2 separate regions of the Homo sapiens genome follow, and region 2 is linked to region 1. A link is an interaction called in ENCODE POLR2A ChIA-PET data of the cell type or tissue named here. Cell type or tissue: Caco-2. All regions are shown on one strand. Links, peaks and the distances in the headings refer to the core of each region. The heading gives the core; the rest is flanking DNA.

What was found. ChIA-PET counts read pairs that join two places held together with the same protein. Peaks named below come from ENCODE experiments on the same cell type or tissue, not always from the same donor. Only the 100,000 strongest peaks of a DNase experiment are listed, where the experiment ranks them.
Region 2: POLR2A ChIA-PET joins it to region 1 with 7 read pairs; 2 of 35 experiments call an interaction of 5 or more read pairs at or near these places.

The regions. Positions count from the first base shown.
Region 1 is chr15:64,212,135-64,220,606 of GRCh38, reverse strand. CSNK1G1 (casein kinase 1 gamma 1) reads left to right here. Exons shown (of 12, transcript NM_022048.5): 5 at 3,894-4,045; 6 at 6,483-6,717. Among named protein-coding and RNA genes, the nearest start is that of PPIB, 53 kb to the right of the region's middle. In Caco-2, for the core only: no CTCF peak of the experiment used is centred there; a DNase peak (open chromatin) is centred at 3,416.
Region 2 is chr15:64,118,220-64,123,219 of GRCh38, reverse strand. SNX1 (sorting nexin 1) reads right to left here. Exons shown (of 15, transcript NM_003099.5): 3 at 4,976-5,000; 4 at 4,366-4,432. Among named protein-coding and RNA genes, the nearest start is that of SNX1, 25 kb to the right of the region's middle. In Caco-2, for the core only: no CTCF peak of the experiment used is centred there; no DNase peak of the experiment used is centred there.

The sequences.
Region 1 (8,472 bases), core at 1,306-6,305:
GAGAAAAGCTTGAACCCAGGAGGCGGAGGTTGCACTGATCTAAGATCATGCAACTGCACTCCAGCCTGGGCAGCAGAGCAAGACTCTGAATAAAAAAAAAAAAAAGAGTTATACACTCATTTCTGCTTCCATCTCATTGGTCTTTCCTAATTGTCAAGGGAGACTGGAGTTATAACTGGGCAAGTTGCTATTTGCAACAATTAGAAGTTCTGGGCCAGGCATGGTGGCTCATGCCTATAATACCAGCACTTTGGGAGGCTGAGTTGGGTGGATCACTTGAGGTCAGGAGTTCAAGACCAGCCTGACCAGCAAGATGAAGCTTCGTCTTTACTAAAAATACAAAAATTATCCAGGCATGGTGGCAGGTGCCTGTAATCTCAGCTACTCAGGAGGCTGAGGCAGGACAATGGCTTGAACCCAAGAGGCGGAGGTTGCAGTGAGCTGAGACCACGCCACTGCATTCCGGCCTGAGCAACAGAGCAAGACTCTGTCTCAAAAAAAAAAAAAAAAGTTATGTTATTTTAAAAGAAGGGGAGGCTGGGCGTGGTGGCTCACACCTGTAATGCCAGCACTTTGAGAGGCCAAGGCAGGCAGATCACGAGGTCAGGAGATCGAGACTATCCTGGCCAACATGGCGAAATCCCATCTCTACTAAAAATTTAAAAATTAGCTAGGTGTGGTGGTACGTGCCTGTAATCCCAGCTACTTGGGAGGCCGAGGCACGAGAATCACTTGAACTCAGGAGGTGGAGGTTGCATTGAGCTGAGATCGTGCCACTGCACTCCAGCCTGGCAACAGAGCGAGACTCTGTCTCAAAAAAAAAAAAAAAGAAAAGAAAAGAAAAAGAAAAAAAGAAGGGGAGAGGCATCCCTGTAATCTTAGCACTTGGGAGGTCAAAGCAGGAGGATCAGTTGAGCCCAGAAATTCAAGACCAGCCTGGACAACATAGTGGGAGCTCATCTCTGGAAAAAATTTAAGAAACTAGCCCGATGTGGTGTCATGTGCCTGTGCTCCCAGCTGTTTGGGAGGCTGAGGCAGGAGGATTGCTTGGTCCCAGGAGGTCGAGGCTGCAGTGAGCCATGGTCATACCACTGCCCTCCAGCCTGGGTGACACAGTGAGACACTGTCTCAAAAGAAAAAAGGAGAGGGAGAATGGATATTGGGCATGCAAACAACAGGCGCTGCCACAACCTGCTTTGAAGAATATAATATTTATATTAGGAAAATAACATTTTAGTGGCATTAAATCCTTATATAGGACATAAATTTAAAAGATCCCCAAACTGCATTTACCATGTGTCTGATTAATAAAAGCAGTAAATCTCTAGGACAGAGTGTTCTGCTTTGGATGTCTCAGCAGGAGTCATTGGAAACAACTAGTTGGGTTTTATATATTTTTAAAAAGCTGAAAAATGACTTCTTCAAAACAACCGGGAAAAAAAGACTCTTTGGGGCCTGGTGTGGTGGCTCACGCCTGTAATCCCAGCACTTCGGGAGGCTGAGGCGGGCGGATCACCTGAGGTCAGGAGTTTGAGGCCAGCCTGGCCAACATGGGGGAACGCTGTCTCTACTAAAAATACAAAAATTAGCTGGGCGTGGTGGTGTGCACCTGTAATCCCAGCTACTCAGGAGGCTGAGGCAGGAGAATGGCTTGAACTCGGGAGGCGGAGGTTGCAGTGAGTCGAGATGGCGCCAGTGCACTCCAGCCTGGGCTACAGAGTGAAACTCCATGTAAAAAAAAAAAAAAAAAAAAACACTTCAAATTAAATCCTTTTCTCTTTTGGAGATAGGGAGAATCAAGACAACAACAAAAACAATTGAACAGATATTTATTGAACTAGCAGGAGTAACATATGTTAGAGGATACAAGCTAGGAATAAACATATTTAAAGAAAATGTTCAAGTTGTTTAGGATTTAGGCCGGGCATGGTAGCTCTCGCCTGTAATCCCAGCATTTTGGGAGGCTGAGGTGGATGGATCACTTGAAGTCGGGAGTTCGAGAGCAGCCTGGCCAACATGGCAAAACCCTGTCTCTCCAAAAAATGCAAAAAAAAATTGGTGGACACCATGCCTGTAATCTCAGCTACTTGGGAGGCTGAGGCGCAAGAATTGCTTGAACCCAGGAGGCGGAGGTTACAGTGGGCCAAGATTGCGCCACTATACTCCAGCCTGGGTGACAGAATGAGACTCTGTCTAAAAAAAAAAAAAAGTTGTTTAGGATTTAATGAATCAAGATAGACTAATACAATATATGAAATAGTTATTAATTCCAAATATGTGAGACCTACCCTCGAGAGAAGTATGTGTTAGATGTACATCTGTCTATATCCCACCCATAGAAATAAAAAGGGAATGGGGCTGGACACAGTAGCTCATGCCTGTATTCCCAGCACTTTGGGAGGCCAAGGAGGGAGGATTGCTTGAGCTTGGGAGTTGTTCAGGACCAGCCTGAGTAACATAGTGAGACCCCATCTCTATAAAAAATCAAAAATTTAGTCTGGTGTGGTAGAGCGAGCCTACAGTCCCAGCTGCTACTTGGGAGGCTGAGCTGGGAAGATCGCGTTAGTCCGGGAGGCAGAGATTGCGAGCCGAGATCTTACCACTGCACTCCAGCCTGGGTAACACTGAGACCTTGTCTCAAGTTAAAACACTTAGAGGCAGAAGCAAACAATAATCTACAACATATGCAACTGTAGACCACTATATACATAAATATATAAGATGGGAATGTTTCTGCTCTGTGAAACCAGATAATTTTTTAAGTGTTCTATAATCTTTTTTTTTTTTTTTTGAGATGGAGTCTCGCTCTGTCACCCAGGCTGGAGTGCAGTGGCGCCATCTCAGCTCACTGCAACCTCCGCCTCCTGAGTTCAAACGATTCTCCTGTCTCAGCCTCCTGAGTAGCTGGGACTATAGGTGCGTGCCACCATGCCCAGCTAATTTTTGTATTTTCAGTAGAGACAGTTTCACCATGTTGGCCAGGCTGGTCTCAAACTCTTGACCTTGTGATCCACTCACCTCAGCCTCCCAAAGTGCTGGACTTACAGGCATGAGCCACTGCGCCTGGCGTCTGTAATCCTATTTAATATCTACTATTCTCATGGTACCAGTTATATATTTAGTGAATGCCTCATATTTACAATGCACTTTATAAAGGAAATTCATTCACAATTTGCCACTTAGGTGAGAAAGTCTGGATTTTGGCTTCTTAATAGTTATGAATTTCAAATCTGGGGAAAACCCAGCCTTGTGTTTTTTCCCCCTTTTCCTTTCATCAGCACTTATCAGCAACCAAACACTAAGTGTCTGTTGACTTTTCTCCAGCTGATAAAAAACAAAAAACTATAGAGACTCCCTGTGAAAAGAGGGCCAGTTGTGCTGGCCTGGGGCCAGGCTGCACGCTCTGTGACCTTGCCTCTTCAGTCTGAGTTGTCCATAGGGCAACAGTTCCAAATAGCCCATGTGGCTATGGCAGTAAGCATAGAGAGTGCTCATGAACCAGATAATGTAACAAGTTATGTTAGCCTGGCCTTTGAGCTCAGTGAGCCATCCTTTGAGCCTTTTATGATACTGCACTTTCAGGCATCCTTTTGGGAAGATCCAATGGATCAGGGACCATTCTCTATCTTATAGCAGTGGAAATGTTTTTGGCACTGTGGTATTAAATAACTACTCATTTGAACGTATTGTGCAATGACTTAGCCTTTCCCATCATTATTAGTTCCCATTGAAGCTGTTGTGCTCAGTTTGAGTTTCCAGTAGGGACTATGAAAGAAAATGGAAATCTCACAAATTGTACTTTTAAAAATATTTTATTCAGTGCTAATACTGTTATCTCATATTTTGGCTTTTGTGTCTCCCACTGTATACCCCCATTTCCCCTCTGCTTTCAGGTGAAGGTCTCCCACAGGTGTATTACTTTGGACCATGTGGGAAATATAATGCCATGGTGCTGGAGCTCCTTGGCCCTAGCTTGGAGGACTTGTTTGACCTCTGTGACCGAACATTTACTTTGAAGACGGTGTTAATGATAGCCATCCAGCTGGTAAGTTGGAATTGCTCTTCTAGAAGAGAATAAGCTGGTTCCTCAGCCACATCCTTGTGGGCCTTTTGGTGATTTACTAGCCGTAGCAACACATCAAGAATTAGTACTCACAGGCTTGATGGCATTCTGGGAAGCTGGCTGGGGCAAAAAGGGTAAATTCAGAGAAGTCACACTACATCTGCAATTTGCTCTATTTTAAGACTTTGCACCTTGGAGCAATGCTCTGCCCTTAACTGAAGAGGAAGTATATAATTTAGATTAGGGAGAAAGAGGTCGATTAGATGGAGTTGTAAAAATGTGAATAATTTATTTGATTTTGTTTTGTTTTGTTTTTCATTTTTGAGACAGGGTCTCTGTCACCCAGGCTAGAGTACAGTAGCATGATCATAGCTCAGTGCAACCTCAAACTCCTAGGCTCAAGTGATTCTCCTGCCTCAGCCTCTCCAGCAGCTAGGACTGCAGGTGCCATGCCAGCTCATTTAAAAAAAAAAAAGTGTTTTGGAGACAGACTCCCACTATGTTGCCCAGGCTTGTCTAAACTGGTCTCAAGCAGTCCTCCCACCTCGGCCTCCCAATGTGCTAGGATTACAGGCATGAACCACTGCACCCAGCCTATTTATGTGTTTTAAATATAGCTGTAAGGTTTTGTCATGTCCTATCTCTCCCTTCACTGTTGCAACCAAGAAAAGATTGATGTTATAACCCATTGCACTAACACTCAGATTCAAAATTGTGTGACTAGGAATTTGCTGTAGTTCTCAGGCCTCCAGTTCTCTCAGAGACAAATTTCAGCTGAAGAGGCAGCTCTTGTAGCTCCTACCAAATTATACACAAATACCAGTTTAAGAAGCAGTTCCAACAGTTCCTTTGAGAAGTTTGTCACAAGCCCTTTGGGGAAGGATGCAAATATATCTTCATTTGTTTAAAATGGTAATGGTCTCTCCCACTGTCCTATAAAAATTTGGAAATGTTAGATAATTGACTTTGACTTTTGAGCCCCAAATTCAAATATCTGAGCTTCTCTTTCTCTACTAAAAGTTAGTAGAAAAGGGCTGGGAATGGTGGCTCACGCCTGTAATCCCAGCACTTTGGGAGGCCAAGGTGGGCGGATCATGAGGTCAGGAGATCGAGACCATCCTGGCTAACGCAGTGAAACCCCATCTCTACTAAAAATACAAAAAATTAGCTGGGCGTGGTGGCGAGCGCCTTTAGTCCCAGCTACTCAGGAGGCTGAGGCAGGAGAATGGCGTGAACCCAGGAGGTGGAGCTTGCAGTGAGCCGAGATCGTGCCACTGCACTCCAGCCTGGGCGACAGAGCAAGACTCCATCTCAAAAAAAAAAAAAAAAAAAAAAAAAAGTTAGTAGAAAAGCTTAGTAGATAGAAATACTTAATAAAATTTGAAATGCTTTTATGATTATTATTTTTGGTTATATTTAACTTAACATAAAAACTATAGCCCTGGCCAGGCATGGTGGCTCGTGTCTATAATCCCAGCACTTTGTGAGGCTGAGGTGGGAGGGTCACTTGAGGCCAGGAGTTTGAGACCAGCGTAGGCAACATAGACCCCATCTCTACAAAAATAATCTGAAAATAAATTTAAAACAACAACGATGAACTGTTTCGGCCAGGCATGGTGGCTCATGCCTGTAATCCTAGCATTTTGGGAGGCCGAGGAGGACGGATCACCCAAGGTCAGGAGTTTGAGACCAGTGTGGCCAACATGGTGAAACCCTGTCTCTACTAAAAATACAAAAATTAGCCAGGCATGGTGGCATGTGCATGTAATCCCAGCTACCCGGGAGGCTGAGGCACGAGAATTGCTAGAACCCAGGAGGCTGAGGCTGCACTCCACCCTGGGTGACAGAGCAAGACTCCGTCTCAAAAATAATAATAATAATAATGAACTGTTTCCCTGTCTCTGCTGCTAATTAGCTATGTGATGTCAGGCCAGTATTAACTTCTCTGGGCCTCACAACATCGAAAACTGGGTTGGGTAGTCTTGTCCAAATAAGCATAAGAAGATGTGGGCAGAAGGTGAATGTAGCAGTGGCATTTGTCTCAAAGGTCACCAACAGTTTGATATCCTACCTGGGAATACTTCTTTTGTCTCAAATGCTTAATTTTCTGACGTAGCATATAAACAACTGATTTCATTTGTCATTTGCAAATTGTGACATTATGAGGTAAAATTGAGCTATCATTTTAGCAGACCTGTACTATCCCACTTTTTTTCCTAGTCTTGATATTTGTTGTGTACGTATTTATAGCAAAATATTTTTTTGTTTACAAGTCAGTGAAGTGACTCAGGGCGGTGAAAGGAGATGAATTTTACTGTTATTTCAATAATTAAAACCTTGGTCTGGCTAAAGAAACTGTTTTGATGTATTTTCCTGATATACTTCTTTACAGTCTTTCTATCATTTGTTTCTCTTTCAGCTTTCTCGAATGGAATACGTGCACTCAAAGAACCTCATTTACCGAGATGTCAAGCCAGAGAACTTCCTGATTGGTCGACAAGGCAATAAGAAAGAGCATGTTATACACATTATAGACTTTGGACTGGCCAAGGAATACATTGACCCCGAAACCAAAAAACACATACCTTATAGGGAACACAAAAGTTTAACTGGAACTGCAAGATATATGTCTATCAACACGCATCTTGGCAAAGGTGTGTTTTTTTCTGTTCCATGAAAGGGGCGAGTCATTAGAACAGTTTATTATTTCTGTAACATTATATCCCCATTGTGCATTACAACTTGTGGTTTTTATTGTTTCACAAGGTTGAGTGATTTTTATACATGAGAAGTTGAGATGGTAAGTTAATGACTTTTCAAAGAATCCTATAGACTATGCATAGGTTCTTAATTCTTTACACTGTTTCCAAATGTTTAGTTTCTGAGCAGTGTGAGTACTTGAATTATTGTAAAAAGAGGATAGCATTTTAATGAGTTTAGTAATGAATTTGGTATTTACTTATGTATGACCCTATATATGATAGTCCTGAAGAGGACATCAGGCTGGGTCAGCGGTGGGGAAGAGTGCCTCACTAAAAATGGAGTAGACTTCTGTTCACTGCACATAGTTCTGCACAGAAGTCTTCAAGGAAGAGCTTCTGTCTTATTCAGTGAAAATATACTTGGTTTACCATTAGTCTTGCAATTTACTCAGGATAAACAACCTGCACAAATATTGTTAAATGCTCTAATCAAGGCAGAAGACCTTACCTGTGAGGAACTAGCCCAAGGGGGAGAGTATTTGTCAGAGAAGCCTAAGGAACAGTGGGGAGACCAAGCAGGCAGAGCCCTAGGCTTATCCACTTCAAAAAAGCCTCCCTTTTTTATGTTTCATATATTGGGCTTCCATGGAAGATTCTATTTGAAGAAAAGACTCCTAGGTGATTGAAAAAAACATGTTTGAAAATCAACATTCTAGAGAGTAGACAAGCAGAATATTCTCAGATTCCATACTCCTAGGCAGAAATAATTATAAAATATTCTTAAATATTAGTGAACTATTGCACACTAAGATGTATTTTATTTTATTTATTTTTTTGAGATGTAGTCTCGCTCTATCACCCAGGCTGGAGTGCAGTGGCACGATTTCGGCTCACTGCAACCTCTGCCTCGCGGGTTCAAGCAATTCTCCTGCCTCAGCCTCCCGAGTAGCTGGGATTACAGGCATGCATCACCACACCTGGCTAATTTTTGTCCTTTTAATAGAGACGGGATTTCACCATGTTGGCCAGGCTGGTCTTGAACTCCTGGCCTTAAGTGATCTGCCTGCCTCGGCCTCCCAAAGTGCTGGGATTACAGGTGTGAGCCACCGTGCCCAGCATATTTATTTTATTTTTAGAGACAGAATCTCACTCTCACTCAGGCTGGAGTGCAGCAGTGTGATCATAGCTCACTATAACCTCAGTCACCTGAGCTGGAGAGATCTTTCTCAGCCTCAGTAGCTAGGGTTACAGGCGCATGCCATCATGCCCAGCTAACTTCTAAATTTTTTTATAGAGATAGAGTCTCACTGTGTTCCCCAGGCGGGTCTCAAACTCCTGGTTTCAAGAGATCCTGTTGCCTCAGCCTCCCAACACACTGGGATTATAGATGTGAGCCACCATGCCTGGCCTGCACATTAATAAGTATTTTAAAGACTAATGTAATATCTACTAAGTTCCCTCATTGAGTAAACTACACAGGTTATTCACCTGAGGAATTCAAGTGATAGTGAAGAGTAAAAAATGGCATTACAAAGTAGTATGATACAATTCGATTTGAAATTATGATGTTATCAAGATTTTTTCAGTAACCACATGGAAATCCTCACTTAAGTAAATGTAATACTTTAAAATTAGACTAGAGGTCCTCTGGTACTTACTATCAGCGTTACTTTGGACAAGTTACTTAATCTCACTGAAACTCCTCTG
Region 2 (5,000 bases), core at 1-5,000, 96 kb after region 1:
TCCACAAAGCAGCACTGGATACTGACAATCCATCAGTTGTTACCATGCCAATATTTGGGCTGGTTACACACATCTGTCCAAAACCAAACAATTCTCTTGCTGTATAAAGCAGGAGGAGAAGGAAGCAACTGATATAAAAGGAAACAAGTAGTTCTACCCTAGGCTAGCTCTGGGCTCGATTTGCTCTTTCAGAAATATCGTCACAACCCCCTCCATTGGTGCCGGGGGGGACACTGACCTCTCTGATCTAGCATGTTCACCAAGAGCAAAGGGTCTGGCAGGAAGACACTTTGGCTGCCTAATGTCACACAAATCTCCCTTTCCTGGAGCAATTATTTTTATGAAGAAGTCTTTGACTGTTAAATAATTTGGGATTCAAGCTATTGTTTTTCTCTGTGGTGATGTCCTGACCTAGACCACTTAAGGAGATAAAGATGCCATTGATATCCTGAGCACTGAAAAGACATATTCTGGAATCCAAACAGACACAGCTCCAGTGCTGGACTATGGTGTTTGGGGTTGGTTTTGTTCCCTGCCTCCCCCACCCTTGATTCCTTCCCACATCAAACCGGAAAACCTAGGTCAACAGTTACCAGCTGCTTAAGCCCCTGAACTGGTTCTGGGGTGAGGGGTGAGGGGCCAAGGGAAGGAAGAGCAGGCAGTACTGGATCAGCAGCTTCCCACATTACAACTTGGTTTCAGTAAGATGGCTGGAAATGCCTGCTTTTTGAAAAATTTACCAAGAATTTGAAGATTACACAGGAATACAGGGCTTGTCTGCTATACTTCCCCAGCCCCTACCAAAAGGGTGTATATAAAACAGAAACCATAAGCTAAACTTTAGAAATTATTTTATACTGATTACCAACTTTAGTTCTCTTCTAAACCACCTTATTAACATTACCCAATACTACTAAGGATGTTTACTACTGATAAAAGAAAAAAAAAAAAGAAATCTAAGTTTATTTTATAGAAGTAATATTCAAAATTTCATTCACAGCAGAATAGTTATGGTCAAATGTCCAAGAAGTCAATCCCATAATTTAGTGCCTGCAGTTAAGAAAGTCTAAATGCAAACACAGAGAAAACAGAAAAGCAGGATCTTCAGATATTTTGTTTCTCAGCTGCTTTTACTTAGGCAATGTACATGAAAAGAGACATACTGCATGTACATAGAGAGCACACAGATCTGCAAATAAGCTAGTAATACAAGGTTTTAAATTTACGTAAATTTCCAGAATAATTTCAGAGTTGAAGATAACATATGCAAATTACCAAGGCTCTAAAAAGCATATCCTGGTAAAAGTTGAATTCTAAATTATTTAGACGTGTGCAGGAACAAGAAGCACATGTTGAATAAACAGCCCACACAAACAGAATGCGTTGTTATAAAGATCAGGCCTTGAATATGAAAATATTTTAATTAGCTGGTTTCTTGGCATCAACATGACTAAGAATCTAGACTACAGGGCAAGGAGGTGAAAACTTATCACCAAGAGTGATTTGTGTTTAAATGCATCTGATCCATGGGCTGTTTAAATTACTCTCTGTAATGGGATAAATTGTGTCCCCTTCAAAATAGGTACATTTTACGTTCTAACTCCCAGTTCCTCAGAATGTGATCTTACAGGGTCTTTACCGATGTAACTGAGTTAAAATGAAGACATTAGGGTGGGCCCTACTCCACTCAGGTTGGTGTCCTTATTTGTTAAAGAGGGAATGTGCACACAGAGATAGACATGCATAGAGGGAAGGCAATGTGGAGACGCTTAGGAAGGATGCCACATGACAGCAAAGGCAGAGACTGAAGTGATGCATCGACAAGCCGAGGAAGGCCTGAGACTGCCAGAAGCTGGGAGAGAGGCATGAACAGTCCTTCCCTAGCACCTTCACAGGGAGAATGGCCTGCCGACACCAGGATTTGAGATTTCTGGCCTCCAAAACTGTGAGAAATTTCTGTTGTTTTAACCAGTTTGTGGTACTTTGCTACAGCAGCCTTAGGAAACCAGTATGTTCCCTCTCCTGGTTCAGACATCATGACTTATTACATTTTAAGAGAATAAGTGCCATTCATTCATCTTATTCCACCAAGGATTTAAAGCGGTGAATAACTAGCTTAAAATTAATGTGTTTATAGACTATCCATAAATATTAGAGAAGCAAGAGAGAATCTAGACATATAATCCAAAGTCCTGGTCCAGGATCTATCATGGGCCACACTGTGCCCTACCAGGAAAGCTACTTCCTTTTTGGTCCTCAATTTCCTTTTCTGTTAGATGACAGAACTGTGTAAGACGCTCAAAAACATCCTACCAGTCCAACAGTCTGGGAAAAGTAAAACTCAACAGTTCAAATTAAAAAAAAATTTTTTTTCTTTTTGAGACAGGATCTCACTCTGTTACCCAACGTGGAGTGCAGTAGTATTACCTCAGCTCACTGCAGCCTTGACCTTCCAGGCTCAAATGATCCTCCCACCTCGGCCTCCCAAGTACGTGGGACTACAGGCATGTACCGCCATGCCTCTGTAATTTTTTATTTTTTTGTAGAGACAGGGCTAATTTTTTACTTTTTGTAGAGTCATGGTCTTGCCATGTTGGGCAGGCTGGTCCTGAACTCCTGGGTTCAAGTGATCCTCCTGCCTTGGCCTTCCAAACTGCTGGGATTACACATGTAAGCCACTGCACCTGGCCTAAAATCAATAGTTTAATGACCACCATTTTGGCCAGAGACCAGGTTAGGCAACATGGTGAAACCCTGTCTCTACAAAAAATATAAAAAAATTAGCCAGGCATGGTGATGCACATCTGTAGTCCCAGCTACTCAGGAGGCTGAGGTGGAAGGATCACCTGAGCCTGGGGAAGTCGAGGCTGCAGTGAGCTGTGATCATACCACTGCACTCCAGCCTGGGTGACAGAGTGAGACCCCGTCTCAAAAAAAAAAAAAAAAAAAAAAAGACAACCATTTTGGCATAAAGTCTAACAAGTTCCTGTCCCTAGTACCAAACAGACCAAGAGTTGAGAATTACATTTGTCCTCTTAACTGTATAAACACCACTCCTGTTTAGGAAGACAGGTTCTGTATAGCCTCTTCCATAAGGGACTATAGCTAGAACAAGGAAAGATGAGGCCTATTGTTCTCCACTCAGGGATAACTCTTGCAAGCTTGGTAGAGGGGAAAGCCATCCTAAAAATCCAAGTCCAGACAAAGTTAAGTGTTATGCTTTTTGAAGATCTAACTTCAATTTTGAGTACAATTCAACTTGGATCCCACAGATAGACTTCCCCACCTCATAAGGTTATCAAAAGTATGTGTATAAATGAGAGTTTCAAACTTCTTGAGGGAAAAAATAAGTTCAGTGTCCCTCAATTTTAGAACATGTATTTTTTAGGGTGCTTACATTGGATTTACTATCTCAAAAGACAGTAAAATGGTCTTATCAACTCTGAAGGAGAAGATAATGTTTTTTGTGTGTGTGTGTGTGTTTTTTTTTTTTTTTAAGACACAGTCTTGCTCTGTCACCCAGGATGGAGGGCAGTGGCATGATCTCAGCTCACTGCAGCCTCCACCTCCCGGGTTCAAGCGATTCTCTGGCCTCAGCCTCCTGAGTAGGTGCGATTATAGGCGCACACCACCATGCCTGGTCAATTTTTGCATTTTTAGTATAGATGGGGTTTCACCATGTTGGCCTGGCTGAACTCCTGACCTCAAGTGATCTGCCTGCCTTGGCCTCCCAAAGTGCTGGGATTACAGGTGTGAGCCACCATGGCTGGCCTGTTGGGGTTTTTAAAAAGAGACTCTAGCTGGGTGCGGTGGCTCATGCCTGTAATCTCGGTGCTTTAAGAGGCTAAGGCAGGAGGATCACTTGAGGCCAGGAGTTTGAGACCAGCCTGGGCAACATAGCAAGACCCCATCTCTTAAAAAAAGAATTAGTCGGCATGGTAGCACGTGCCTGCAGTCCCAGCTACTTGGGCGGCTGGGGTGGCTCAGGCGGGAGGACTGCTTGAGTCCAGGAGCTGGAGATGATAGTGAGCTATGATAGTGCTACTGTGCTCCATTCTGGGTGACAAAATGAGGCCTTGTCTCTAAAAAACAAAAAACCAAAAGAATAAAAATAAAAAGGGATTCTAGTAGTATTTGATGACTCTGATTTTTCTTCCTGAAGCCAAGAAAAGACTGACTAACGCATTGAGTAACAGCAGTCTCTGGCCTTAGAAACATAGCAAGGGGTCTACTTTTACAGAAAAGATACTAATGAAGTACTTCACATTGGCTAGTTCAACTCTGGGGGTAGCCATCCTGAAATTAGCTACCTATGCTTTCCACAGCCACATCCTAACATCACAAGGAGTCCTAAGAACCACTTACCTATCTTCTCAGGATCAGTTATACCGACTGTCAAATCAAATTGATCCTCCTGTTCTTCTTCCTCTAGCTTTTTCAAGAAAAGACAAATCATGAGAGTTGATATGAAAAAAAAAGCTATCAATTTTACCCTGTAATAACCTTATACCAATCTAATAAAATCAAGATGTATCCTTCAGTGTTCAGCTTTTGTCCATTCCCAACAATCCCAATGTACCAACTCTCAAAATTTTAAATTAGGAGCCAGCTTACAAGTCTTTGTTACATGTATCCCCTTAAAATCTTATTTTGATGACAATGAATAACTGCCAGATTTAGAAAGACTTGCCTCTTGCAGGCTAGGAAGGGAGTGAGGAGAAACTATACTCCTGAATGTGGAAGCTTCGCACACTAAGTATCTTTAGTAACCACTGAAAGCCTTCGTGCTCTCTGGGCAATAGATACTCTGCTCAAGAAAGACTCCTGTATTGGATTCTGGCTGTCCATTAACCATAAAGATCTCCTTCAAGAGTAACAAATATTTTCTCAAGGTTCATACTCAACTACACTTCAGACTGGCCGTACACAGTCCTCAATATCTAAAAGCGATAAGACCAAGAGCACAGATCCTCACCTCCTCATAGGTTGGCTGGGGCTTC